Linked DNA regions of Mus musculus: all the other regions are linked to region 2. A link is a loop called in an ENCODE intact Hi-C map of the cell type or tissue named here. Cell type or tissue: left cerebral cortex. All regions are shown on one strand.

Region 1 (8,000 bases), 370 kb after region 2:
TTTCATGGAAATTTGGGAAAACATAAAGTATAACTGTTGCCATTTGGGGGACATATATGTGTTTTGCACATGCCTGTATGTATGTTTGTGTGAGCACATGCACACATATATGTGACTGTGGTGGCCCAAGGTTGAACTTAGGTGTCGCCCCTGATTGCTTTCTACTTTCTTTTTTGAAGCAGTGACTCTCATTGAGCCTAGAGTTCACTAAATCTGGATTGTTTTGCACTGGGGAATATCTCTGCTTTTACCTACCAAGTGCTGAAATAATAGTCATCAACCACCCATGTGCATCTTTCATATGGTGTCTACAGACTAAAACTCTGGTCCTCATGTTTCAAGTTAAGTACTTTAACTACTGAGCCATTTCTCCAGTCTCCACTGTCAAGTCTTCAACACCATACTAGTGATTAAGGAAAGGATAGTTTTGTTTTTTCAGGGATTCAAATATCTGGGTTGAGTTTGAAGAGCCCTTAACTAAGTGTTCACTAGCTTAATAAAAATGTTCTGCTAAGAGGTGCAGTTGCAGAGATAATTGGGACTCACAGTCCTAATGATTGAATTATTACAAGCCAGTATGACAAAAGATTGATTAGTTATGTATAGAAATTCACCAGTTTAGAAAAGGGAACACTAAATATCACCTGACATTAGCCTCAAATGTCTTCACATAGGAAGGATTTTGGCAGGTGTATGAAAGAAAATATGTGAAGTAGAAAGCAAAAGGAACACATTAGAGAGGCACCATGTATGCCTACAGAATAAAAATTGGCCCCACTAAACTCCTAGTTATTCATCTCAGCATCCTAGGATTTATGTGTATTTTAGAAGAATCCAAGGGCAGAGTTATATAAAATGCTGCAAAAGATCATCAGACATTTTGTCTCCAGAAAGTCATACACCTGAGACAAAAATATCTATTTAAAGACATGGAAGGGAGCCAGTCGTGGTGGCGCACACCTTTAATCCCAGCACTAGGGAGGCAGAGGCAAGTGGATTTTTGAGTTCGAGGCCAGCCTGGTCTACAAAGTGATTTCCAGGACAGCCAGGGCTATACAGAGAAACCCTATCTCAACAAAACAAAACAAAACAAAACAAAACAAAACAAAACAAAACAAAACAAAAACAAACAAACAAAAGACATGGAAAGGAATGGATGAATGTTGTTGGGTTGGTTGCAACCAGTTAGTAGAATCATCCAGAATACTGTTCTGAGTACAAGTATGGGTTCGTCCTGTTGGTTTTAAAAGACCTGCAGGAGGTTATGTAAATATATCAGAGCGACCCCTACACCAGTCATGATTTCCCAATGGGAAAACAGAAACACATACATCTTCTGAATGACAGAAATACTGTGGTGCCACTGGGAAACCACAGAACTTCAGCATGTATTTTCTGCTCACTTGAACCCCGGACTATTAACTATGAAATTGTAAAACAAAACTGTAAAAGCCTATCTTGGTTCTTAGGAATAACTTTTTTATTCATTTAGCCTTCAGAGGTAGGAGAAAACACATTTTTATACATTTTATTTTTATTTGTTGAAGATTTCATAGAGTACCATATTTACATCAGATTTTACTCCACTACTGCGTCCAGTTCCTCCCATGCATCCTCCATCCTCACTTCTCAAATTCATGGCCTCGAAAAAATTAGGTTTAAAATAATTTTAGTCCAGTGATTGAAGAATGTTGAAATCGTAAAATTCTAAAGAAAAACAAAAACAAAAACAAAAAAACCAAAAATCAAAAAACAAAAAAACTGTTCTTGAGTATTTAACCCAAGCATTAGCAAAGTTCACATTTTTTTTTCTTTTCATAAAAACACTACATATCCATGAGCCTATAAACTACTCCAAATGCTTTTCCAAGTATTTTCTGAACCGCTCTTAGTGTAAACTTAGTTTGTGATGATTATTAGTATAAGTTCTTAAAAGAAAAAGAGTATTTGCTATATATTTTATGTCAAATAACTAATATAAATAATGTAAAGATTGCTGTGAGATTTTTTTTATTAGTACATTGGAGGTCCAGTTTTCTTTAATAATTCCAGTTAAAAGACACACATCTAATTGACAGAAGAATATACCACTTTCTTAGCTCTCTAGCAAGTCAAAGGGCTTGTCCATTTTCTTGACATTGTGTTTACTTAAATGAGTTTATCCAAAGGAAAGGAGCAAGGTTTCAGGCAGCTGAGAACAATGTTGTAATTGTCACTAATTAAGTGCGCTCAGCTGTGTCTATACAAGGGCAACTATTTACTTGCCTTGTACATACTCAGCTGTAGGGATAGATTCTGAAAGTTCCTGCATTTAACACCTTTATAACTATGGCAAGCAGTTCCTAAAGTTGGTTGTGAGTTCAGCCAATAACTAATCAGCCACAAAATTATGTGACTCTGTAGAACCAAGTACTGAAATTAAATTCCTACTTCTACTACCATAGTTTTACATACACATGAGAGTTGATTTTTGCCACTATGAACAGCATCCTTAGGTAATCTTTGCTTAAGCTGCTCTGCTTCGTAGATGAATGTTCCTAACTCTAATGTGCATATGAATCTCCTGAGCATCACATTAACTTCAAAATTGGATGTTGGAGGTTTTCAGTGAGTCTGAAGCTTTCACAGGAGACATAGAAGTCTATACTAAATGCCAAAGGGAAACCTGGCTTCCGGTGAGCCCACAACTCTGATGTCTCTCTCACAAAGCCTTTGCTTATGAAATGTCCTAAGATCAAAATCCAGGGATGTTTTTGTTATCATGCTATGATGTTGTTTACACCAGTGAACAAGAAATTGAACAAGAGTCTAAATTCAGCTGTTGAGCTTTTCTTTTTTTTTTTTAAGGTTTGAAAACTTACATGTTTGAAAACTTACATGTAGGAATTAGATTCCTAGACTCTATGTTTATAAACTTATCATAAAATCCTAAATAGGAGACAAACCACAAAACAAAACAGACAACAACAACAACACTACACACACACAAACACAAAACAAAAGAAAAAAATTTTCACTGTCACTACCTCTTCTGGACTGTGAACAGCTATGTGAAATACTATTGTTGTTATTTTTGTTCACTTTTGTACATTTTTCTCAAATAGAATGGGCTCTGTTTTGATGACTTGATTTTCCTCTCTATATTCTAGAATTCTAAACTTCTGTACACCCCATTCCTAATTCCCAACAATCAAATCAAATCAAATTTTACTGTAGAAATCTTGCTTCTGGAGTCTCTTTATTTAGTTAAGTTGTACAGTAAGTTTTATGAACAGAAATATACTCACAGAATTTTGAGGGGGTTACTTTAGTATCTATACTCAAGTTCAAAATCAGCTTGACTATTTCATATTCTTAGCATTTGTGTGCCTTAAATGACATACTTACTCTTGCTGCTGTTGTTGTTGCTTCACTGTACAAATTGCTAACATAACACAAAAGATTTTAACAAAACCCAATATATCTCTAATTATTTCCAATTTTCTTTTAAGGGAGTAAACACAGCATGAAAAAACATAAAATGCAGGTTGTTTCTAATGTTGTTCAAAGCATAACACAAAGGACTGAAGAAAGGGTTTATATAGCTAATGCATAATGTGACTGAACTGTTTGTATATTAAATATGATGTTAGGGTATAAATTAACTTAAGCTCTTGAAATTTATAGATGAATTAAAAATGTAAATCTACTATGAAAAGGCTATTTATCTCATTCGTTTGTATGGTAATTGACAGCTCATAATGAAATAATCTGATGCACAGAGTCCAGCTAAATTAGCCCACCAGTAGTGCACTGTCTTGAAGTGACTTCACATCCTCATTAGAGCCTCTCTAATTTCTAAAACAAAATTAATGCAATTAGTGATCAAATCAATACATATTGATCACCAGTTTCTTCAATATGGCATGAAAATATCAGGTCAGAGAAAGGGCTTTTTAAGACTATAGAATTAATATTTAAAAAAAATCAAAGAAGTGAAAAGAAAACCATATTTGTGCAATGTTCCAGTTAGCTATTATTTGTATGTGGAAATAATGGTTTCATTGTTGTGTGGGTGATATTCATAATGATGCACTAAAACACCACCCCTTCCCTCCAGCTCATCAATATGGCATTCATTGTTCATATAGATTTTTCTCTCTGTAAGTATCCAAAAGCACTTTTCCCCCTCATGGTGCAGAATTTCAGATGACTAATCACTCAAAAGCATTTCTCTCCTTTCACATGCAAATGTAAGCAAGATTTGGAAGAAGAGAAGTACTTTCAGGCCCTGGACCCAGTGCCTATCACAGGAGGGGGATGATTTCCAGCTAAATATATGCAGGCAGGACTTGAAGCCTGGAATGAAAATCAAAACACATTGGTGGAAGTCAAGGGATGCTGCTTTTTAAATACTAATCAGCTTATTTCTGTATGAAATAAAATGATACTTCCAAGAGACATGGAGAGGGGGAAAAAGTGGCAGGGGGTACCTTGTCCCCCAACCAATCCAACTGCAAGGTGTTGTTCAGCTGGCTTCTGCTGAGGTTCACACACATAAGGACACTTAGGATGGATTGCCTGGGCTGCTCCAATCCTTGCCCTGAGAGTCAGCAGACCATGTATATCATTGAGAACTTTCTGAGTAAACTCAGAATGTATCATAGGCCATACCTGCCTTTATCTGGGGAGAGAATATCCAAGCCACAAGACTGTGTGTGTGGTGGTAGCGGTAAGGTGCAGTCATAACCAACCAGTTTGCCTCTGCAATCTCAAGGTCATGTTGGGCGGGCACATTTGCTAACTCACTCAGGTCTGCATAGCAAGAAGCTGTAATACATGTGAATAGATTCCCTATTTGTTCCCAATGAATTACAATTGCTTTCTTTAAAAGGGGGAAAAGTAATGAAGGTTTTCTTGCAATTTCCACACCATGTGAACATAAATACAGATTTTCATGGTGTGTAAATGTATAAGCTGTCATTACACAAAAGAATGACAAAAGAGTAACAAGAATAGGTTTCATGTTTTGTAGGTGGGTCCTGTTTATTGTGAGTGCTGTCACAGATCTTTTTGAAGGACAGACCATCCCCACCGGTGCTGTTCTCGGTACTTCTGGTAAGCCAGCCTGGCATGCAATGCCATAACTAGGACCACAGATTTTCAATTAGAGTGTGTTGTTTGTCAAAACAATATATTTGTATTTTTTGTACAATTTAAAAGTTCTCTGAAAGGTTCCATACAAATGTCCAGAGGTCCTTTTCTAATAGGACATTGTTCTAATGTTCTTTACCTGTCACTGGCCCATGTGATGGTTTGGAAAAAAGGACTCCAGGAGAAAATTGAAGAAAGGCTTCCACTCAATCCTTTTGTGTCAAACTCACAGTAGACTTTAGAATAAAGAGAACTTTGAGAAATACAGTAAAAGGGTTGTTACACATTTTTTTTAAGTTTTATTGTGTTTAATTTTTATTTCCGAGAATTTTACATATTTATACAGTAAAATATGAACATACCTAACCTTTACTTCCTGCCACATTCCCCTACTTGCCTGGAAGAAATCAAGGACCACACAGAAGCTGAGGGTCCTTCTGAACTTTTCTTTCTCCTTCCCCATTTTTCAAGTGACCTTCTTCAAATGCCATCTCTCGCCAAACTGCTTTTCTGGAGAGTGGGGTATTTCTATTTGTTGGCAGCATTGATTTGAAGGTAATATTTTTTGGAGAGATGGTCTCCATAGGACGAGTCAGACACTGCTTCCCACTCAATGTACTGTAGTTAGTGTTTCTAATTATCAGGGCCACCAAACCCACAGCCAGCTGACACTGCCCTAGGATGCTCAGTAAGTAATGATGTTTAAAGAGACATTGGAAACTCTGGATTTTCTACCTGCCTTCTGTAAAGCTCCAGAAGTCCAGGCTTTGATGTTATGGACCAAGATTTCAGAGTTGCCTCTAAAAGTTGAGAGTGGTGCTAATTTTGACTTAACTCTATGTTTGAAATTACTTCCTGTGGACATGCAATAAATTTTTATTCCAAAAGTGTTAAGAGTAATGGGAACAAAACTAAGGCATAAGGAAATGGAAGCCACAATGAATTATTGTTTTCTAGAGGCTTATCTGAAGGTCCTGTCTAAATGAAATGCTACCTTTTATTTATATTTCACAGCTGTTTTGCACATTCTTGTGACTCCTAGCATCCCAGAGTTGTTTGCCAGTCTGTCAGGCTTCAGGCAAGAAGTAGAGGACAGGCTGATCTTATCTGTCTTATCTTATTTACCTTTTTGCCACCTGATAGATACCCTAGATGGTAGGTGTATGGAGTTTGGCCTCTTTTCCAAGAAGGTAATGGTGGATAAGGGTGTCTGGACTCCAACTGCCAAAGTTCAAATCTCCATTTTCTGGAGATTTGAGCAACTCAGTTATCCTCTCTGTTTAAATTTCTCCAATCTTAAAATGTAAATAATTGTACATTCTTTATGAGATTATTCTTAGTATTGGTGAGTTAACTAATAACATATTTAAAATAATGTCTGGCCCATAATCATGGCTATCAATTTTATTGTGGCAATATTCAGTAATTCCCTCACAGTGAGATATAAATGAAAACTCTTGTGGTGTCAGTCCAGTGCCTGAAACACACTAGATACTCAACGGACAGCTTCTGGGTTACATTTACAGTGTATTAATGTATGTGTGAAAGTCCTAAGTAAACTGAGAGGAGGCACATGGGTCTCGCATTCTATTCCTACTTCTTGTTTTGCATGAAGGGGCCTAGAGCACATGCTTGCTGAGAGTACTCATGTTAAATAGCAAGGAATTCTCAACTCAGTGTTTTTTTTTTTTTTTTTATTCAACCCCTCTTCTCGAAAGCACTACACACTGTAGTGTACATAAGAAAAGAAATCATATCTGGATCTTTGAATTGGAGATGGAAAAAGAGGTCCATTTTTAATGGTACTGAAATACTAAGCAAACCCAATTTACCAGTGTAGTTATTTCTCCTGGTAGGCCCCAGAGAGCTACTTTCTGTTGTTAATTGGAACTTGTAAGCCATTTTTATTTACAAAGTGTTTTACAGTCATTGTTATTGATGACTTATAATCCCCCCTTGAATTAGGTGTCAGAATGAAGCTTTGACATGGGCTGCCCTCTCTGAAAGCTGGGACAGAAGAGGATAAATTTGCTCACTCCACCCTAAAAAGCAGTCTGGATTCCTATTTGCTTTGTTTTGGCTTGTCAGATTCACATCACCTTCTCCATGTGCTCAGGTGGCAGTTAGACTGAATCCTGGACAAAGAATCTTTGGGGGAGGAAAAGAGTGACACAGAATCCACTTAATTCTTTCTTAGATCTGCTCCCGCTTAAAAAAAAAAAAAATGTCCATGCAGCAGTAGGACTTTCAGCACACTTATTTTGTTTTTTAAAGAGGTAAGACAAATAACTGCCTGTTTATTGTTAAATTTGTAGTGCCAGTCATGAGGAGCATAAGGAGAGTAACACTTTTGCCAGCAGGGTGCTTATCTGTTTTACTAGTTCAGAAGGACTTGATTGATGCGAAAGACCAAGGTCTCAGTAGAGATAATTTAGCCATTTCCATACAGTTTATGCGTGTGTTAGTTGTATCCTGCAGGGGAGTCCCAGGGGGTGGCTTCCTTGACCTTCCCTCTAAAAAGTAATGCAGAGAGATTCCTCTAGGAACAAGCCCCTAACAAGACTAATGACGCCTTCCACGCCTATTACCATTCTGAGCCCAGGAAGGAGGTTTTAGAGATGCAGAACCACATTCCTCCCTTGATGTTTCCATGATCTATTAAATGTTATGTGGCAGATAAATTAATCATTAAAAACTTACTGTTAAGTCTTTACAAATAATAACCAGGTGTACTTTGATTATTTTTGATCTCAATCATATTTTGCCCATCACGAAACAGATGATACACAGCAGCTTGTTTTACTAACAACTGAGCAGAGAGACTCAAGAAAAGGAGGTTCTCTTCTTTCCTCCAGCACTCTCCTTGT
Region 2 (8,000 bases):
TTCTTCACTCCCCTCTCCATTGGCAACACTTCCCTACAGTCTGATTTTCCCTCATTGGGCTCCACACAGGCTCCACACAGGCTCCACATATCAAGGTTTTACCTGAATTTGTTCAACCAACAGACACTGGAAGATCAATTGTGTGCCACACAAAAAATCCCTGCCCTCTTGGTATTTCCCTTCTTATATGTGTCCATTTTTAGTGGTTCTGTGGAGTTTCTGGTGGTGTAGACATTACAGAGAAAAAACAAGATAGGGAAAGAGGAGACCTCCTTTCAGTTAGGGAATGCTCTGCATTGGGGCAAAGACCAGAAAGACACTAAGGGCAACTCTATTTGGTCCTATGTTTCTACAATAGCATAATTTCCTCAATTTATCTTTTCTTCTTCCTTGTCTCTTTTAAAAAAACTTTCCACTATTGGCTGTGATGTGATTTTAATAAACTCCTAACTCTGTTTCTTCCCTCAGAACTCCAAAGCCTCTGGAAGATCTATACTAGCACTTGTCACCTGGACTGTTTAGCCCCTATGATCCCAGCTGGTCTCTAGTGTAGACTACCTCCCAGGCTCCCAACTTTTGTTTTCCACTGCCAACTAGACATATTTAAGACAAGAATGTATTATCTCCCTTTCCTGATTTCTATTTATATATCATCTGGATTTTCAACTGGAGAGATGACAGGGACTCACAACAAAATCCCAATTTCTCAAAGTTTTCAGCCTTGGTTAATGTTACTGTCTTCTGCTTACTATCTTTACTGAAACCAGGAAATCAACCTTACTTTCTGTGTCTGCCACCCGATTAGCATAACATTTGCTTTCAGTATCATCATTAAATTAGACTCCCCCCTTTCTTAGACCCGATTTTAGTGTGCACTACATGGGCTCCTCATCCTGACTCCTGTAGGTCATTCTTCTAGGAAAAGGGGACATGAAAACATATTATTCTCCTGGTTAGAATGTCTGTTGGAATCACAATGTCTGCAGGAACAATTGCAGGGTCTCATTGACATTCAAAACTCTAAAACTCTACTGAGTATGTACCAATGTAGCCCTACCAAAGACCAGTTCTTCACATAACAAGTCAACCCACCCCTCAGTCCTTGACTTCATTACATCATTTCTTCTGCTTAAGGTGCCTTCTCTTTAGACCCTCTTCAAGGGTCTGCTGAAACTCCAAAGTGAGGCCTCTGTAATGCTTAGGTTCTGTCTCTCTTGCCTGTGTATCACTATCTACTTAATTGTGTGGTCAATGCATTCATTTATGTTCCCTGAGAGCAGTCTAAGTTACATGCTAGATCTCCAAGGCCTTATTCACAGAGATGAAGGGGCAGGGGCAGTCTAAGAAGTTTCTTTATAAAGAGCCTGCCAGCTTGATGCATCTGTGTAAACATATACAAACACACACACACACACTGTAACACTACTTTACAGACTGGCTGCTCAGAAAAGCCTCTCATCTCCTAAATCCCCCCTCTCCTGACTTTTTCCAGAGTCTTCACCAGCTTGCTTCTGTCTATAACATCAAATTGCCAGTGCGCCCATGTCAGCCAGTGTCTGTTGCTCTGGATCTCTCCAGTGCTGATCACTGCCACTATGGACCCTTCAGTGCTGACACAGGTTCTTTACAGGAACCACTGTCCTCAGGGCTGGACCTATTTCCTGTTGAAGGCTGAGATTCAGCTCTCATACTCAGAGCTTTTGTGTGCATCTGCCACAGATTTCTTTTTCCATCTCCGGGCCTCAGCCTGGTCTGTAGCCTCACTCTGAACTGTCAGCTGTCAGCGTGCTGAACACTTACAGACCTGGGAGGTTCAAAAGAGGAGAAGCTTGTGGTTGCTCCTTGCCCTGCTTCTGGATAGTCTGTCACAGTCTCACCTTTCTGAACTGACTCTTTCCCTCCCTTCATTTCTTCAGCTCTCTCACTCTATTTCTGCCTCCCCAGACTCTGGATGGCTTCATCTTCGTGGTGGCCCCAGATGGGAAGATCATGTACATTTCAGAGACAGCTTCAGTTCACCTGGGCCTTTCTCAGGTAGGTGAGTGGTTCACCAGTCCAGTCTGCAGTGTTCACAGTTGGAATTGCGCGGGAGGGCTTCCCCAGTCATTTTTATATCTGCATTTGGGCACCGAAAACATCTTAGGTGACAGACAGGATGACTCAATAGCTCCGCTCCTGGACTGCCCTCATCCTTTAGCATCTATTGCAGACTCAGACAAACACAACTTTTTGGAGTTCTTACCATAAGTCAGACATGGTGGGAGGAGTTTACATACTTATGCTGTTTTACCAGACCTTACAAGGAATGTGACTGTAATGATCATTGTTCTCATCACTACTGATACTGATGATTATTTTTCAGGTAAGGAAGCTGAGAGACAGATAAGATTCAGGTAGCAAGTAACAGAGACTATTCCTTCTTTATGGCCCCATTGACCCCTTGATCCAAGTTTTGAGCTTCTTTCAGGGGCATTGCACCATTACAGAGATAGTGACACTCTCCTCTTTACAGGTAGAGCTGACTGGGAACAGCATCTATGAATATATCCACCCGGCTGACCACGATGAGATGACAGCCGTGCTCACAGCCCATCAGCCCTACCACTCTCACTTTGTACAGGGTAAGGCAGACAGGTCTTAAGCTTCTGCTCCTGTCAGTCAGCTTGGGGCTTTTCCCTGATTTAGCTTTCGCTGGACTGTTGCTTGGGGGCTGTCCCTCTCTCCTCCTGAGCCTTCCTCTTCTTTCTCACAGAGTACGAGATCGAACGCTCCTTCTTTCTAAGGATGAAGTGTGTTTTGGCCAAGCGGAATGCTGGCCTCACCTGCGGTGGCTACAAGGTGTGTGGTACAGATTGAAGGTGCACTCTGAGGGTGGCCAGGCAAGGACTAGGCTTCTGGGGCAGGAAAAGTTGGTTCCTGGCCCAGGGACGACACTTGTGTCGTCCAGAACTTTGTAGTGAGGCCCTCAAAGCGTCACTATGGTCTTTAAGCTTTGTGGGAACCCGGGGAACACTTAAAAGACTGTCTCTGCAGGGTCTGCAAACTAGGCTGCTTTTAGAGAGGAGCTTTACAGTTCAAAAACTGTCAAGTTTTTGGCCCCTCAGTCATTTGTGTCCCATGGAAGTTAAGAACCAAAGCCTTAGCTGTAAGCTGGGATTCTCTAGTTGAAAAGCCAGCATCTTTGGAGAGCAGGATCTTACCCTGACTTACCTGTGGTAGTTTGGTGGGAACCACCCATTTGCCTCTCTGTCTTTATTTTCTTTCTTTACATGACTTCCCCATGGCTGTGCAGTCATTTTTGGGGGGAGGGAGCACCAAAGCTTTTGTGGCCAAGTGGAATTTTACTGTGTTTCAACTCCTCCCCTTCAGTTAGGGATCTCTTCCCGATCTCTTGCCCCTCCCCCTCCAACACAGGTCATTCACTGTAGTGGCTACCTGAAGATCCGCCAGTACAGCCTGGATATGTCTCCCTTTGATGGATGCTACCAAAATGTGGGCTTGGTGGCTGTGGGTCACTCCCTGCCTCCGAGTGCTGTGACAGAGATCAAACTACACAGCAACATGTTCATGTTCCGAGCCAGTCTGGATATGAAGCTTATTTTCCTGGACTCCAGGTGAGTAGGCAGCCAAGAGAGAGGGACGGAGACTCTGAACAGTTGCAGCACTAAACAATCGCAGCATTTGGCGAGAGAGAGCTGTCCCTTGATCTTACTAGCCCATTTTGCGGGTGGAATATCTAACCAGGTTTGGAGAAATGGAGGCAGGAACCCAGGTAAAGCGTGATGGAAAGTCTTCCATTCATCTGAAGGGTGTTTTTTGGTCCCCTCCAGGGTGGCAGAGCTGACTGGATATGAACCTCAGGACTTGATTGAGAAGACCCTGTACCATCACGTGCATGGCTGTGACACCTTCCACCTACGCTGTGCACACCACTTACGTAAGACCCCACACTGCTCTCAATAGAACCGCGTGGGCTGAAGTCCATCAGATTGCTGATAGTTCTTCCTAGAGGGGTAGAGGTGGTAGCAGTACAGAGACTCTGAAAAGGACTGCTATGTCCCTGTCTGGTATTTCTGACTTAATGGAACTGCTAATACTAATGGAGACAGGGGCAAGGAGGGTGTTCCCCTAGTGGGGTTTTATTCTTCACCTGCAAACATCACTAAAGATGAGAACTGTTTAAACAACCTAGGCTAAGTTTCTCATGCGCATTAACTCACCTGGCTTTTATCTCCCAGGACGGAGGATTTAGGGCTGGATTTCTGCAGTAGGAAAAGCCAGTCTGGGAAAACCCTTAACTTTCTATGTTTTCCTCTTTGCTGGTGTGGAAGACAGGGGCACCAGGGAGGGGTCATGCCAACAATTAGCATATAATAGGTATCAGTTTGTGGGACTCCGGACTCAATGCCGTTTAACCGGTCAATCAACTGATTGGGAATTTGCTTGTAATCTCTCCCACATGCAATGAAGCAGTTATCAAAGCACAGGATGGGTTTGCACTCAAACCACCCAGCGCTTGGGACCTGTCGGGGCATCATCATCTGCTTCTGTCTTCCAGTGTTGGTGAAGGGACAAGTGACCACCAAGTACTACAGGTTCTTGGCGAAGCAGGGCGGCTGGGTCTGGGTGCAGAGTTACGCCACCATCGTACACAACAGCCGCTCCTCCAGGCCGCACTGCATCGTCAGCGTCAACTACGTCCTCACGTGAGTGTCGGTCTGGGACTACCTTCTCTGACAGAGCGTGTGTTTCTGTGTGCTTGCCCAGGCTCCGGTTTGGTGCTGGTTGTTCTGCACAGCCGCAGGTCAAAAGCTTTGAAGTTCCCCTTCATTGTTTTCTAGGAAAAGATTTAGGAGCCCCCACCCCCAATACTGTCCATATTTGCTTTCTTTTTTCTCTTAACCTTTTCATGCGAACCCTGTATTAAACAAAATTTAATGCGACAGAAAGAAAAGAGAGGGAGAGAGGGAAGGATCCGCCGTACGGAGCCATTTACTGGTAACAAACTGGACATCTGTTTCACTTTTTCAGATCTGGGGTTTGAAGTTCTTAATTTTAAACAGAGTCTCCAATCAAAGTTAGAATTCTGAAAGAGTATTCCCCCCCCCTCCCCTTGAACCACAAAGGGGGCCTGAGTGACCAAGAGAGTCTAACTTTAACTCCTAGAAAGCAAAGGCTACGGGTTAAGCTACGCGAATTTGTGAGTGCATCTTTACTGGATCTGCGGGGTGTGATAGACAGGGCAGCTGCTGCAGCTGCACTGGATTCTTGTTCTCTCCAGAACTGTGCCTTACAGCTGATCACGTGGTCTAGCATGTGCCTGCTGAAGAAAGCATATTCGGTGCAGTCTGAAAGCAAAGTTGCATATGGCTGAAATCTTTAAAAAGAAATCTTTTGAGTGTGCAGTTTATTTATTTTTTAAGGCGTTGAAAACTTGTGATTTTATGGGTTCTTCGAAATTCTTTGCTTTGGAAACACCAGACACTTAGCAGAAATGCTATCTTGACATTAGGAAGCTGGCTAAAGGATGCTCTTTGGAATAGAGTACAGTAGACAGGATGAGGCGGCTTGGATTCATTCCATATTGCTTTAAATTGTCAAATAAAAATATAGCTGCTGGAAATATACTTAGCAATAACACAGTGCTTTGTTTAAGAGGAATAACTCACTAGACTCAGCAAATGAATTTGGTTTAAGTAAGGATTGCTTATTTAAGAATAATAGATGAAAAAGAATAATAGATGGCTACTTAGCATATTTTAATTGTTCACTTTTTAAGTAAACATGTCAAAAGTAATATTTGACATTTGTAATAGCAAAAAAATAATGTATTTTATTACAGAGTAAAAGCATACCATTATTTTGGGTATCATGAAGCAAACCATCTACCTAATGGCCACAGTTTTTCATATTATTATAATAAACATAAGAAACTGGCAAGGTATAATTTATAAAATGAACATATGAAACAGAAATAGCAAAGGTTTGGCTTACAATAGAAAAGAAAAAAAAATTTAAAGAAAGTGCTTTGTATGTCTAAGACAGCACAAGTATTTTATATAACCTCTGTTCTCTGTTGGTGACTGTAGTTAGTACTCATTCTTTATCCAACAGCAGGGCATATAGTCACACAGACCCCTATAAAAGATCCAAATGCAAGTTCTACCTCCTAATGGGTAAACCTAATTTGTTAGGATTCATTTTGAAATGTTTTGTTTTGTCTTCCAGTGGGAAGTATTCTTTTTTCTTCTGTTGTCTATGTCATTCTTTACATATTTCTTGAGAGCTGTAAAAAGAGACCCTCAACTTTACATCAGATTAAAAGGCTGTAATAAGCATAAATATGTGACGTATGGAAGGAAAACTAGTGTGGCACACATTTGCTGAACATTGTTTACCTCAACTGAAGACAGAAGGGAGCACAGGTGTGTATGTGCACAGGCACCCAAGATGGAAAGCTAGAGTCGCTTACCCCCTCCCCTTTTAAAAATGAGTCTCAGCTCCTGTTCCTTGCATAAAAATCCTCAGAACAATTTTTATAGCTGCAAATGGGGAAACTGCTTCAGATGACATGCCATCAGTTGGCTCTGTGTGTGTTGACAGAATTTCCATAGTGAACAGGTTGCTATTTGTTTGATGTGTATATCACACATCTGGCTGGAAGTTACTGCTTTACATTGTCTTAGAAGATTAAATAGATGGCTATTGATTTTTTATGATAGTAGTGAATCACCACATTTGCTCCTCGGGCTACTTCTCCGTGCAGCCAGAGACTGGTAAAGTGAATCCTTTCCAAACACACTACCTCAAAGAGCCCTTAAACACCAAGCAAGCTCTGAAATAACTTGACGCTCCAGATGTTTTCCAAATGTAAACATTTATATAGTGCACACTTTGAAGTGATTTTCATGACATGAAGGTAGAGGGAAAATTTAAATAACCAGTGGTCAAATGAGAGTGTGATAATTTAGTGGAAGCTATGTTGTGAGTTTTTTTTTCTTCCCTAATTTCCTGATGACAAATTTATTGTTAAAATATACTTAGGAAAATTTGTCATTATTATTGAATAAAATCACCAATGAACAGAAATCTAACATTGCTTTAATAAGCACCTGCAATATTTAGAAAAGGTGTTGTACACCTTCTGCCTGACTGGCTTCTATATGAACACTGTATTTTCCAGAGCTGGAAAGAAAGATGAGAGGACACCATAGCTACAAATATTCTTGGTTTCTCCAATGCCTGAGGCTCAATGGAACAACAATAGTGCTTTCATAACATCACCCCCATGATAAAACAAACCACAACTAGTTTATGATTTCTACAAGACATGCATAATCTGATAGAGTTCTCTGCCATGTAAAAACCATATATGAGTGCCCACAGCTTTCAAATGTGTGTTAAGCTCTAGAGCTACCTGGTTCCTAGTATTAGGAGATAGATACATTGAGAAAGTAACGCCAGTGACTGCTGGGGAGAGACCTAAGACTGTAAAGTACAAAGGGAAAGTACAATGTATGAAGACTTGAGTCTGGAATTCATATGTACTTCAGTTTAATTGGTAGTAGTAATTATTCATAGCTAGTTCAGATGGAAAACATTAGTACTTAATGCGAAGAAAATTGAAAATGTGAAACACCCAATAAACTATGAAAAGTAATTGAAAGGAAAATGGAAAATTCTGGTTCTCTTTATGATTACAGACTTAGTATATTTTAAAATTCAAAAATACTCTTCTACTCTTAAGATACATCTTAAAATATTGTAACATTTTTTCCAGACTTAGATGTTGAATGAATAGTGCACTGTTGACAATCGCCAGTCCTCTCTTGTGGTTTTCTATAGCTGTATGTGGTGGATGTTTCATGTATACATTTCCTACTAAATGATTTCAAATAAAGTTATGGACATTGTGGTTATTACATCCTTACATGTCCTGCATAGCTACTGTACCACCTATGATGGCACATTTTTAGTATTCTGAATTACTGCCTATTGAA
Region 3 (8,000 bases), 490 kb after region 2:
GTGAGCAGGGGTAGAGGACAGGGGATAGGGGGTTTTTGGAGGAGAAGCCAAGAAAGAGGATAACATTTAAAATGTAAATAAAGAAAATATCTAATAAAAATTAAATAAAAGTTGTGCCACCAGCAACTTTTATTTTATGTTTGACTAAAATAATTCTTTCTGCTTATACCGTAAGAAGAGAGAGAAACAAATATCTTCCCATAAAAGGGATCTCTGAGAGGATCAGATTAGAAAAGGATAGGATGTAGATGCTGAGTGATACCTAGACCATCTCCTAAGTGGGGTGAATTTGAGCCACTGTGAATGTCTGTGGGTCTCATTTTCATCATGGAAAACTAAGGAACTGTGTTAGGAGCCTTGAAAACTGTGCAGTGGAGTACCAACATTATAGCTTTGCAAGCCTGCAAGATAGCATGAACTTCAATATTTGATTTTGCTTTGTAACACCTCTCCCTAGTTCATATATTTAGTCTTGCAACTCAAAGTACTCTACTTGCTGAGAATTAAATCATGGAGGTGAGTCTAATTAACAGGAACCTCCCCTTCTCATTCTGTGCATCAGGAGGGTAAACACCTGCTGGTCATTAGAGACTCTCCAGACTTGGTTAGTTCTTCAAAAACTAATTTGACCTGATATACAGAGAATTTTAAGCAAACAACAAGAACAACAACAACAAAACAACAAACAACCAAAAACAAAACAAAACAAAACTGAGAATAAGTCTAAACCAACAGGGACAAAATGATAAGCAGCTTTACTAAGCAGATGAATAAAATATTGAACAAATTATACCTGTAAATTTTTTATACAGTTGGCAATGCATTTGATTTTCTACATATACTTTCCCATTTTACTCTATCTTTTTTGGCATCTTCTTCATGAAGTCCTGATGACCTCTGCAGCATTGGGTCTCTAGAAAGGTCCATCTGAGCTTTTACATTTGCTGAGGGTAGTGCAGATCCCAGCACACAGCTATTTGTCAGTCACTAGCCCTTGTAATTATCATCAGAGCTATCGGTGGAAAATACGAGTTCTTTATTTCTCTTTTAGCTTGCTTTGGGAATATCTCTCCTGTCTCTCTTTTTTACTTGAAATTGTTGACAGTTGTTTCCCTATGTTCTTGTATTTTACATTTCTTCCTGCCTTTTCCCTCTAGTATAAGTAGGGAAGAGTCTATAAAATGAGGGGCCAGAGTATGCAAGTCTTCCAGTCCGTTTGCATAGGCGGTCATGTGGGGCAATGCGTGACAATTATTGCTCTTTTGATCTTTAGACTTCTGAAGAGGCTTCTGGCCACTCCAGTGAGGTTCTGGTGATAAGGGACAAATTTTCAGACCGTACGAAAGCAAACAAAAGTTTGTCAAAACAAAATTTGTCTATAACCATTTGATTATTTGAGAACTTCCTTACATCATACCAAAGCCCAGTAGTTTTTCTTTCTTTGCTAACATGTTTAGTTAATAAGGACACCCTAATTACTGAGTACTTATGCTTGGCCAAGAACTGTCCTAATTGCTTTTAATCATTTTTAAAACCACACTTTGATGAAGGCTCCATTTAAGTTTCACATATGAGACAAACTGGTTGAGAAAGTTTGAATAATTTGTTGAAGGTAAAATAACAGAATTTGGCACTAATATAGCAGCCTGGTTCCAGAGTCTATGTCTGCAACCTTTTTGTAGCATCCCATCTTTCTTTTTTTGTTTGTTTGTTTTTGTTTGCTTGTTTGTTTTTGTTTTGCCCAGCCCCCCCACATCCCATCTTTCTATAATTTATTCAAGACACAGAGTTTGGAAGCTTGGTATGTGCTAGTGAGCCCTGGTGAAGGATGTGATTTAATTTCACCAAATGGAAAGAAGTTATCCAGACTATCTTTTAAAATAAAGCACTTGACAGAAGCCCGCTTTATTGGAGGTGGTCGATTTGTCTATTTATTCTCTCACAGTGAAAGATGACAGATCTGCATCTCCACACTACATCCTGGTTTAATATGAGAAGAAAAAAAACTGCTTTGGAATGGGTACAGACACTTTAATTGAGTTCCATTTGGATAACAAGAAATATAAATGCAGAGATAATTAAAGGAGAAGTGGACCTCATCTTTTTATAGGAAGGAAAATACAGACCCAGAGAGTTGGAGGTTGATACCTGAGCATAGTTTGTTAGTGATAGTATGGAATTAAAGTCACCAATTTCCTTTTTCAGAGCTCATTCTTCCTGTTACCTGTTGGAGACAAAGTTTTTGTTTTAATGCCACAAATGTGCTGCTGTCACAAGGCTTCCATATTTAAGAATGCTTTTCATGCTTCCTTTGTTTTCTGTTAATGACAACGGCAGGGGCCTAGCAAACACAGAAGTGGATGATCACAGTCAGCTAATGGATGGATCACAGGGCTCCCAATGGAGGAGCTAGAGAAAGTACCCAAGGAGCTAAAGGGATCTGCAACCCTATAGGTGGAACAACATTATGAACTAACCAGTACCCCGGAGCTCTTGACTCTAGCTGCATATGTGTCAAAAGATGGCCTAGTCGGCCATCACTGGAAAGAGAGGCCCATTGGACACGCAAACTTTATATGCCCCAGTACAGGGGAACGCCAGGGCCAAAAAGGGGGAGTGGGTGGGTAGGGGAGTGGGGGCGGGTGGGTATGGGGGACTTTTGGTATAGCATTGGAAATGTAAATGAGCTAAATACCTAATAAAAAAATGGAAAAAAAAAGTGATGAGGAGCATCTATCTAGACCATCCCAGTTCTAGAAGGTAGGTAGTTCTCATTCACTTCGGGGTCAGAGAGAGCATGCACAGAACCTAGGTGACAGAGGCCACGGAAAGGGCAGAAGCAAACTTGCCGCCCCAGAGGGAGTAGCTCAATATGGCTGAACCCAGTCATAGTCACTGTGCTTTCTGTGGAGAAAGTCTTTTGGGTCAGAGAATCTTATCAGGTCCTTTAAATTGTCCATCTTTCTTGAATTTGATCTTCAGAGGAAGGTAACTCCAAGTCTCAGGATTCTAAAGCAGACAGACAAGTCATTCCATCCTTAGAGCCTGTGTGCTTTCTAAAGCACACCAAACCACTGGTGCTAAAGAATACTTTTTTTAAAAAATCAAAAAATCTTGTGGGATTATTTAGCTGTGGAAATTGGTTTTTTTTCCCCCTTCCTTTTTGTATTAAAACACAGTCAAATCTGGTGAGATAAAGGCTCAGGTGTTTCCACAATAAATTTCCTAACATAAAATGATGATGGAGTAGGGAGTGTAGGAAGCTTTGAATGATTGACATTCTGAATACATGTGTGTTGTTGACACCAGCACTGCTATGTGTCAACTGCTATGGCACTGCAGTACCATGCCAAGACTCCAACACTTCTGACCCATTGGAAGGCTCCATCCTGGAGGCTCAGAGGGATGGCACATCCTTCCTCAGTGGACTAAGAGCATCTTGACAGGGTGTACCAAGAAAATCTCCACCAAAATTTTCCCTCCCTGATTTACTTAGGACCTGAAGATTGCCACTGTAGAGACGACTCCTACTGTGATAACTCCTCCCTGATCCAGTGGTATGCCATAAATTCTACCTGTATATTTATTTGTATGTAATAACCCTGTATACTTATTCAGCTATATCTAGTAGTAACCCCATTTCTCTGTTCAAGTTCACATAACGAATATAGTGAGCTTATAGAGTGCAGAAGCTTCTGAAGCTTCTCCAGCAGAGAGCCCAGGCCACTTGATTCTAGCCCTTGGTGTGTGTATCTACCTGCCTTTGCTGTTCTACTCAGGTTCAAGTCCCAGGAGACTGTGCATGCATACAGCACTAATATCTGAATAGACTATACATCCATAAATATATACTGCGATTTAAGTTACTGAGCATGGAGGGATTGAAATGCACTATCAACAATATTCTAATGCTACATCTTTTTATTCATTTCACTTCAATTGTGCTTCTTTTTGCTGAGCTGTTTTGCATTGATTAGCATTCTGAGATTCGTATTACTCTAAGCAAAGTAATTCTCCTGTTCCCCGAGCCTGGACCAGCATGGACCAGAACAGGGCCACCACCCAAGACTATCAATCCATTGATGGCTCAGATTTTTTCTCTTTTTAGAAATTGATCACAGACCACAAGAAATCTACCAATTTGGGGGCCAGTGGGTTGAGGTGAAATCCAAAGTACTACTATGGTGAGTAAAGCTAACAACAAGCAGGCAATAATGGGGAGCCCAAATCTAGGAAATAAGGAAGGTCTTGCTATAAAAAAAAGTAGCTGAAAAACCATGTGGCTTCAGAAGAATGGAGGTAACAGTTTCACTACTCGGAGGAATATCAATTTCCTGCTCTTTTCTAGGAAATCATACTTCTTCCTTCTACACTGTCAGCCAGCTAGAACAATCAGTTTCTGGAGTCCTGTTATCACAGATGTTGTCAGACAGGAATTACAGCTGGAATGAGACAATTGTATGCTTTAGATATTTGAAGGATCTCTGTTCTTCATTTTTCTGTACAAAATTCATACCAGTATAGAAAACCAAATTTATTATCAATATAGTTGATTTGAACTCTGTTCCCATCAGGGTGATCATTTCTTGCTCATCAGGCTTGAGAAAATGAGGCTGTGAATTTAAATCTACAGAGAGAACTCATATTCATTAAATGATTCCAGAACTTGATGTCATTCTAAACTAAAATACGTGCTACTCTTTTCAACATCGAGCTTTTTAAACACACAGGGTGCGACACACACACAACGTAATTAACGTAAGCAGCGCCACACAGTGGTAGGATACGGAAGAGCTTTTCGGAAGCTTCAGCATTGGTTGAAGATATAGGATTGTTTCGTTTTCCTTTTCAAGAATTTGCATGCAATGTGATGTTATTTTCTGTGAAAACACAGATGTTTTAATGTTTTTTGATACTCCACTCCTTGACAAGAAAATTTGTTGGCTAAATTGCAAACCTATTTACAGATGAAAATGTGAACAGCCAAAAAATATACTTGTCATATTTTACCATGTGCGGTTATGGTTATTAAAACCAAATGCATTTCAAAAATTTAGTGATTAAAAAAACACCATTGCCTCAGGCCTTTCCTTTTTATCCTCTGACAAAGAGAACATTTTATTACTAAATTTAATCTGCTGAAAATCAAATTTTATAACACAAAAATTGGCTCAAACTAAAACATTGCTACATTTTTTTAAAAAAATACTATTACAGAGACTGCATTAGCTAAGTGAAAGTAAAATACAACTCTTATATTGTACATTCACCTGCAGTATGGCTTATAACTTAGTCCAAATATGAAGTATAAAACAGGTGTGAAACTCACTTTCACCAGGCATCAGAGACATGACTTTCAGATCTTTGGCGTGTGAGGACCTTAATTTCTAGAATGTATTCCATCTGTGTCACAATCGGATTGTCATCTTTTTCTGAGCAATGCTTGATCTTTTAATACTTTCTCTGATATCCTCAGTGAATAGCTTTCCCAGGAATCTGGCCATAGATGAAGGGTTTTCAAGAGAACTCCATCAGAATTGCTGGTATCTAAAGAGTCATTTGCTCATTATTTAACTTTTTAAGACTACTTGCCGAAGAAGAAACACGGTTAGCAACAGAGCTGCAATATAACATGCTGTTAAAAAGCCCATAATACTAATATTTGGAATGTCCAGAGAGCATCTGCAAATGACTAACAGAACATAAAAGGAAAGATGGTCCTTACACAGCCCAAGTGATGTACAAGTGATGCCAGCCCCTGGGGTTCAGTATTTTAGTACTCTTGATATCTCCTCAACATAAAGATAGGAATGTCCTGTTATTAATTACTGTTTCTTTTTTTCTCCATACTCTTTTAAAAGAGAGGACATTGAAAATTTTTATTTTATTTTATTTTATTTTATTTTATTTTATTTTATTTTATTTTATACATTTGGGTGTTGTGCCTGAATGTGTGTTTGTGTAGCACCTGATTTCCTGGTACCTGAAGAGGCTGTAAGAGGGCATGAAATATCCTGGTAGTGGTTACAAGCAATTATGAACTGCTATGTGAATGCTGGAAATCAAACCCTAGGCCACTACAATATTAATAATTGTTCTAAGCTGCTGAGCCATCTCTCTCTAGCCCCAATTTCTCTATTCCTAATGATCTGGTATGTGTGTTCTCATTTGCTAAGGGCAGACCTTGCTCGTAAACTAATCAGTACCAAAGTCTAGCAAAAGATGTTCCTACAAGATTGCCATTTTTTATGTAAACAAAGCCAGAATCAGTACCACATAAAACCTGCTTTCTAAACTGAACTCTTACACATGAGACACTGCCAAGTATCAGAAAACTAAGGAGTCCTGACTGCAGAAATGCTTCTGGCTATCTTCATTTGCTTCTCCTATGTATCTTTGTTCAAAATGCAAAATATTGCATCTTACCCATAAGTGTCCTGTTCCTTTCCCTACTAACTGCTCATGATGTTTTCAGAAGTGCTCCACATAGCTTGCCTGCTACTTTTCAGAACTATATGACCCAGCAGGCAGAAAAATAAGAACCTAAAAAGAAGTGTATGAATGTTTTAACTGAATGTATGTCTGTGCATCACATGGGTGCATGAAGGCCACAATAGGGCATTGAATATTCCAGAACTGGAGTTACAAATAGTTGTGAGATACTATGAGGGTTCTGGGAATCAAAGTCGTCTTCTGGCTAGTCCCAGAGATGCTCTGCCCCAATATCCAGTTTTCACTCTCAGCCTTCTCCCACCCTCCCTTCCTCCACACCTGGTCACCATCCTCATACCCCTTCTCACTTCCTATTCTACCCAGTTCCCTCTCTCCGTCCACCTCTGAGTGAGTCACAAATCCTCTTTTGGGCCCTCCTTATTATCCAGTTTCTTTGGGTCTTGGATTGCAGCATGGTTATCCTATACTTTATGACCAATGTACACTTACAAGTGAGTACACACCATATATGCTTTTTTTTTGGAGAAGTGAATGTTACCTCACTCAGGATGATATTGTCAATTTCCATCTATTTGCTTGCATATTTCATGATGACTTTGTTTTTAATAGCTGACTAGTATTCCATTTGTGTGGGGGGGGGGAGAGAGAGAGAGAGAGAAAGAGAGAGAGAGAAAGAGAATCCCATTTTCTTTATCCATTCTTTAGTTTGAACGCCATCTAGATTTTTTCCAATTTCTGACTATTAGGAATAGAACTGTTACGAATATAGTTGAGCAAGTATCCCTGTGGTATAATTGGTCATATTTTGGGTATATGCCCAGGAACGGTATTGCTGGGTATTGACGTAGAACTAATCCCAATTTTCTGAGAAACCACCAAATTGATTTTCAAAGTGATTGTAGTAGTTTGCACTCCCACCAGCAAAGGAGTAGTGTTTCCCTTGCTCCACATCCTCACCAGCATGTGCTGTTAATTGAGTTTTTCATCTCATCCATTCTGATGGGTATAAGATGGAATCTCAGACTCATTTTGATTAGCATTTCCCTAATTACTAAGGATGTTGAACATATCTTTAAGTGTCTCTTGAACATTAGAAATTCCTGTGTTGAAAATTCTCTGTTTAGCTTGGCACCCTATTTTTAAATTGGATTAACTGGTTTGTTGATGTGTAATTTCTTGAGTTCTTTATATAGTTTGAATATTAGTCCTCTCTCAGATGTAGGGTCGGTGAAGATATTTTCCCATTCTGTAGTCTGCCATTTTGTCCTATTGATGGTGTTCTTAGCCTTGAAAAAGCTTTTTACGTTAATGAGGTGCCATTTATTAATTGTTGATCATAGTGCTTGAGTTATTGGTGTTCTGTTCAGGATTTTTTTTCTTCTGTACCAATGATTTCAAGGCAGTTCTCCACTTTCTCTTCTATTAAACTTAGTGTGTCTAGTTTTATGTTGAAAACTTTGATCCACCTGAACTTGATTTTGTGCAGAGTAATAGATGTTGGTCTATTTCCATTCTTCTATGCAAACTTGGGAGGGGGTGGTCCAGGG

What was found. A loop is a pair of places that touch in the nucleus more often than their neighbours do. Peaks named below come from ENCODE experiments on the same cell type or tissue, not always from the same donor. Only the 100,000 strongest peaks of a DNase experiment are listed, where the experiment ranks them.
Region 1: it touches region 2 in a loop (3-fold over the local background); 6 of 42 quality-filtered maps call a loop at or near these places.
Region 3: a loop joins it to region 2, with 4 times the contacts of the local background. A loop is called at or near these places in 14 of 42 quality-filtered maps.

Annotation. Positions count from the first base shown.
Region 1 is chr10:51,280,448-51,288,447 of GRCm38, forward strand. No RefSeq gene overlaps it. Among named protein-coding and RNA genes, the nearest start is that of Gm35917, 97 kb to the left of the region's middle. In left cerebral cortex, no CTCF peak of the experiment used is centred here; a DNase peak (open chromatin) is centred at 4,264.
Region 2 is chr10:50,905,966-50,913,965 of GRCm38, forward strand. Sim1 (single-minded family bHLH transcription factor 1) reads left to right here. Exons shown (of 11, transcript NM_011376.3): 3 at 1,945-2,034; 4 at 2,513-2,621; 5 at 2,753-2,838; 6 at 3,415-3,614; 7 at 3,831-3,937; 8 at 4,559-4,706. Among named protein-coding and RNA genes, the nearest start is that of Sim1, 14 kb to the left of the region's middle. In left cerebral cortex, no CTCF peak of the experiment used is centred here; DNase peaks (open chromatin) are centred at 4,271 and 5,273.
Region 3 is chr10:51,400,577-51,408,576 of GRCm38, forward strand. No RefSeq gene overlaps it. Among named protein-coding and RNA genes, the nearest start is that of Lilr4b, 76 kb to the right of the region's middle. In left cerebral cortex, a CTCF peak has its summit at 4,788; a DNase peak (open chromatin) is centred at 4,776.